Regions from separate parts of the Homo sapiens genome. Here region 1 is linked to region 2. A link is a loop called in an ENCODE intact Hi-C map of the cell type or tissue named here. Cell type or tissue: IMR-90. All regions are shown on one strand. Links, peaks and the distances in the headings refer to the core of each region. The heading gives the core; the rest is flanking DNA.

Region 1 (2,904 bases), core at 298-2,797, 60 kb before region 2:
AAAATTAGCTGGACTTGGTGGTGCATGCTTGTAGTCCCAGCTACTCCGGAGGCTGACAGGAGAATTACTTGAACCTGAGAGGCAGAGGTAAGCTGAGATCATACCACTGCACTCTAACCTGAGCGACTGCACCCTATTTACAAGAGAGGCTTGCAAATATCTGGCTTTTCTAGGTTCTACACTGGCATGGGAATTCATAAAAAGTGTCAAGTAGATAGCGGATGTCTCCTGAGTATGTTTGTATTTGGAAGGGGCAGTCGGGGGCTGGGGACGGGGGGAGAGAGAGGGAGAGAGAACAGCACCATCCAGAGACAAATGGGAAGGAGAGGGCAGTGGATGGAAGGAGCACTGTGTGGGAGGAGTGGGTACAGAGCACGTGAATTGGGGAGGAGTCAGGAGGAGTGGGTACACAGCATGTGAGTTGGAAGATCAGCTTTTTCTCAGAAGCAAGGAAGAGGGAAGTTGAGGAAGCCCTCGGAGGATGGCCTCCCCTGGCTCAGAAGAAGAAAATTATTGAGATAGGATGGGCTGGCAAGCTGAGGGAGTGATAGTGCCAGAGGCTTAGGGTGGAAGGGCTCCAAGAGGTTCAGCCACACCCCCCGAGAGGTGGACAGCCTTCATGTCCCTGTGAGGCTGCCTGTTCTGCTCCTGGCCAGACTCGGTCGCCAGCAGATTTTCTCATGTGGAATCTGTATGCCTGTGTGGCAAATATCTATTGTTTATCTTTCAGGAGTGCAGCTCCAGGCCCTTTTTTTTTGGAGATGGAGTCTCACTCTGTCGCCCAGGCTGGAGTGCAGTGGCGCGATCTTGGCTCACTGCAACTCCCCTTCCTGAGTTCAAGCTATTCCCCTGCCTCAGCCTCCTGAGTAGCTGGGACTACAGGCACCTGCCACCATGCCCGGCTAGATTTTGTATTTTTAGTAGAGACAGAGTTTCACCATGTTGGCCACGCTGGTCTTGAACTCCTGACCTCAGGTGATCCATCTGCCTCGGCCTCTCAAAGTGCTGGGATTACAGCATGAGCCACTGTGCCTGGCCAGATCTTCCTTTCTATTGGCTCCCCAATCTCCATCAGAGGAAGATGCCCCTCCTCGCCCAGGGCTGCCTCCCATCCAGGGCTTCCTCTGCCAAAATTGAGGGCACAGATCCTCCCTCTCCTGCCTATGCCTGGATCTTGCAGCCTGGTTTCTGGAGTCCCCTTGGTTTCTCTTAAATTTCCACCCTTTCCATTTTTTCTGTGAGCCTCTTAGGCCAGGGGTTCTGGTACCATCTATGGCCTGTTAGGTTCTGAGCCGCATTGCAAGAGGTGAGCGGCATGTGAACAATTACCACCTGAGCTCAGCCTCCTGTCAGATCAGCAGCAGGATTAGATTCTCATAGGAGTGCGAACCCTTTTATGAACTGTGCATGCGAGGGATCTAAGTTGCGCACTCCTTATGAGAATCTGTCTAATGCCTGATGATCTAAGGTGGAACAGTTTCATCACTAAACCACGCTGCCTTGCTGCCCCACATCTGTAGAAAAATTGTCTTCCACGAAACTAGTCCTTGGTGCCAACAAGGTTGGGGACCGCTGCCTTAGGTCATTCCTAAAAGTTCCCTCTAGCTTAAGAAACCAGTCCCAAGCCAGTAACATTTGCCACTGTTCTGTCTTTTAATCTTTGCTCATCGGTCCTCATCTCATCTGCAGAACAAATTGACACCCTCGTCCATTGTGGCTGTCCTTCAGTACTGTATGAACAAGGGCTCCTCTGGAGGGAGGCTTACCTCCTCTGTTCTAGAAATACGATCTTATAGGTTATGCTTATGACTATAGTAGATTTTTTAACAGCTAGACCTTACATATGGTCAATTATGTCCCAGAGAGGAGTCCTTCCCACCCCATGAGTGCTGTCCAGTTTGGTCTTTCTCATCAAGTTCTTGTTATTTTAACACAAAGGCAAATGTATAAATGGACACGTATTGCTTCATCTGCTCACTGCTCTTCCCTGTCCCCCTGTGGTTCTCCTGGGGCTGTCAACCCCAGCCTCCCACTCTGTCCCCATCTATAGGGAAAGGGAAGTGACCTGGGCTTGGCCAATCAGATCATCTTATGCCCCTGGCAACAGCTGCGCATGTGATGGAAGAATCTTTGTCTATAATTGGAATACCAAGAAGTTCTCTTTTGCTGGTGGTCTTTGGCTCAGACAATATAAGCTTGAGGCTATTAAGTGGCACTTTCTCCAGCTATAGGGAGGAAGTCCTTTTCCAGTGCGAGAAGAAGAGGCCAGCCTTCAGCAGGAAAGCAGAGCTCAAAGACAAAGAGAAGGAAAGAGAGTCCCAGTGACATTGGTTGAACCCCTGGCTCTAGCTCTGCCTGAGCCCACAAATATCCTTTCTGTTTAAGCTAGTTTGAATTTTTTTTGTCACTTCCAAGCGGATAAGTCCTGACATAATAATATGCTATTAGCTCATGTGGGAGCTGGCTGTTTAAAAGATCTTGGCATCCCTCTTGCTCCCTTTCTTGCCATGTGACATACCTGTTGCCTTTTCCCCTTCTGCTATGGCTGTGAGCTTCCTGGGCTTCCCCACCCAGAAGCAGATGCCAGCACTGTGCTTCTTGTACAGCCTGCAGAACTATGAGCCAAAAAAACCTCCTTTTTTTTTTTTGTAAATAAGTTACCCAATTTCTGGAATTCCTTTATATCAACACAAAATGGACTAGTTTACAGAAGATAAGACATATTAAATATCTTAATTGGAATCAATATCTAAATGTGCTTAGATTCATTTTGAATTGAGGAGGAGTATAAAGAAACCGTAAGAACGGATACAAATTAAAATAAAAGAATTTTTGTTTCCATTATTTCTGTGGTAGCTGCTATTATCTTAAGTCCTCAAGCGAAGGTAAGGTAAAGAATGCTAA
Region 2 (2,904 bases), core at 304-2,803:
CCGGGAGTTCATAGACCAACCTGGACAACAAAGCAAGACCCCTCTCTCTACAAATAATTTTTTTACAATTCAAAAATAGGCCGGGCGTGGTGGCTCATGCCTGTAATCTCACCACTTTGGGAGGCCGAGGCAGGTGGATCACTTGAGGTCCAGAGTTCGAGACCAGCCTGGCCAACATGGTGAAGCCCCATCTCTACTAAAAAATACAAAAATTAGCCGGGCGTGGTGGTGCATGGCTGTAATCCCAGCTACCTGGGAGGCTGAGACAGGAGAATCTCTTGAATCCAGGAGGTGGAAGTTGCAGTGAGCCTAGATTGTGCCACTGCACTCCACCCTGGGCGACAGAGCAAGACTCCATCTCAAAAAAAAAAAAAATGGAATTTGCCATAACTGATTCTTTAGTGTGATGGTTGTACCAAGGTAATGTACAGTGTTAACAATAGGGGGAACTGGGTACAGGATATATGGAAACCTATGTCCCACCAGAGCAACTTCAAATTTTTCTGCAAATCTCAAATTTGCCCAAAATAAAAGTTTATTTGAATAAAAGCTTGAGCTCTAATTGAGGTTTTAAAAAAATGTATCCTTTTAAAAATGCATTCAATGAACACACATATAGAACTTCACCTGCTCAAGGCACTATTCTAAGTGCAGCACAAATGTTAACTCCTCATTGTGGTCTTGTTATCCCATGTAACCCCTCTGCTGCTGTCTGGCTCAGCGGGACATTCTCCTCCACTTACTATCCTACCTCTCAGCTCATGTTTGTAGCCTGTGGTCGGCACCATATCAACCAAGGTTGGTCTCAGCCCCTGCTCTGATTGCCATCAAAAAAAGTGTCGTGCCCTCCACACAGCCCCCAAAAGACAAACAAAGGCCATTCACAAAAGACCTCTGTGTGTATCAGATGTCTCTGCTGTTTCAGAAGCAGCGGTTGGGCAGTCTCCACCAGACAGAGAGCCCGGCCTCTGACCACTCTCCCCCTCTCCCCTCCCCTCCCGCCCTGGTCTCTCGGTTTAGTTCATGCTGAGGTTGGTCGCTTGTTTCATTCACTGTCTCCTACGCAGTCCATGCCACGGGGGATAAGTTTTTCACAAGTGGCTTTTTTTCCCCACAGTGAAGAGACGTGGCCTGGGTCTGGAGTTCCTCAACCGGCAAAATACGACGTGAACAGCTCCTGCACCCAAAAAGGCCCCGAGTTAACTCTGCTGCATAGGCGAGGCAGGCACCGCGCCGCCAGTCGGGGACGCAGAGCGAGCGCGTCCTCTGGGATTTGAAGGCCGCCCCCGTCAAAGTTGGCATTCGGGGGCCTGCGTGTTCCGGAGCTACGGAGCGGCAACTGAGGCAGGAGCTCAGGACTGGGGGGAGAAAGAGAGACCCTGGAAGCGATTAACGTGCCCCTTGCTTTACAGATGTGGCAGATAAGACACGAGAGGGAGCTCTGGTCCCCGAGGGGCTGTCCCGGGAGGGAGCGAGGTGGGGAGGGGGAGCAGGCCCTGCCCCGAGCACCCCGCGGACTGAGCGTCTGGCGTGCACGGCGGAGGGGTTACCGCGGGGAGGTGACACCCCAGGGTGGTGAGGGCACGCAGATGAGGCTGGCCTGAGGGGTGCCTGCTTTGGGGAAAGCAGTCTGTGGAGGGAGGGAAGGAGGGCGATCGCGGCCCCACGCGGGTTGTGCTGCTGAGGCTCCGCGCCGCAGGAAAGGCACCCTAGCCGGATTCGCCCTCGGACGCCCCAGCTGGGCACACTCACGCGGCTCTCCCGCGGCTTCTCGGGAATTCGCCTCCAGGGCAATCAGCTCTTCGCACAAACGTTCAAACCAAGGTAAGAGCTATCAGATCCAGCCAGATCTGCTTCCTAAGCCTGGCCAGGGCCCTAAGCACCCCCACCCACACGCTCAGAGGCGGGCGACGCCGAGGCAGCGCGAACCCGCCCCACGCGGTCAGCTCCAAGGCGCCCTGTTTAGCGTTACCTCTGCGACCCTGGGATGGGCCTGGGCAGGGGCTGGCTTCCCCTGGCTAAACGCAGTCAATGAAGGGGGTTCACTTTCCTAAATACGCCGGCCTCTGCCCATATCCCCCGTGCAAAAACGCAGGGCCCCTCTCCCTCCAGTCGATGGTCCTTAGGCGTCGGAAAGGGCAGAAGAGTTCGCTTTTCTCCCAGCCCGAAGCTTAGCCTAACAGGGCCCTGCCTGTGGGGCAAGGTGGGCCCTGCCCTGGATGGGACCCCACCCACCCCTCCAGGAGCAGTAGGTCCCATTGAGTCACGATATTATCCACCCTGGTAAACTTGCTCGTATGTTACCAAGAGGAGGAGGCTGTTAGGCCCTTGTCAGCCGTGAGCTAGGATAATCTAGGGAACAGAAAGAAGCCATCAGGTGCAGGGTGCCGGAGGGACATCTAAGCAAGGCAGGCCTCATGTGGCCTCATGGACAGTGGGGATGAGAAATGGCACCTTCTTCATTCTGCCTGGAAGCAGGCAGTGGGCCAGGTCTCTCTCAGCCGGGCTGAGGACCCTGGACAGAGCTCAGATTCCGGATACAGTTCCTCCACAGAGTGGGGTGGGAATCCGGGTGGGCCCCACCCACTGAGGCTCACCCAGGCTGCAGGAATCCCTGGGACCTAATAATACACACAAATCAGAAAACGGGCTGCAGGCCCTGGCCATGCAAGGAGAGAAAGAAAGCTGACGCCTGTCCTAGCCTGTCCCCACTGGCCTTGCCCTAAAAGCAGCAGGGCGTCTGGTCCCAGAGCCCAAGGCCTCACTGGCTGGGCAGCCAATAGCATCCCTATATCAAGAGGATGAGCACGCTGCAGGGAATGGCAGGCATGTGGCCCAGCTGTCACAGTGAGCACAGCCCCATGGGCCCGCCTGGGCTGCCTGCCTCAGGCTTCTCCCACTCCA

Evidence for each region. A loop is a pair of places that touch in the nucleus more often than their neighbours do. Peaks named below come from ENCODE experiments on the same cell type or tissue, not always from the same donor. Only the 100,000 strongest peaks of a DNase experiment are listed, where the experiment ranks them.
Region 1: a loop joins it to region 2, with 2.2 times the contacts of the local background. A loop is called at or near these places in 13 of 110 quality-filtered maps.

Annotation. Positions count from the first base shown.
Region 1 is chr1:229,345,656-229,348,559 of GRCh38, forward strand. No RefSeq gene overlaps it. Among named protein-coding and RNA genes, the nearest start is that of CCSAP, 4.1 kb to the left of the region's middle. In IMR-90, for the core only: no CTCF peak of the experiment used is centred there; no DNase peak of the experiment used is centred there; H3K27me3 peaks cover 1,372 bases.
Region 2 is chr1:229,406,045-229,408,948 of GRCh38, forward strand. It overlaps LOC124904541 (a long non-coding RNA gene), which reads left to right and starts at 1,301. Exons shown (of 2, transcript XR_007066925.1): 1 at 1,301-1,824. RefSeq lists an enhancer at 968-1,933. In IMR-90, for the core only: no CTCF peak of the experiment used is centred there; no DNase peak of the experiment used is centred there; H3K27me3 peaks cover 1,723 bases.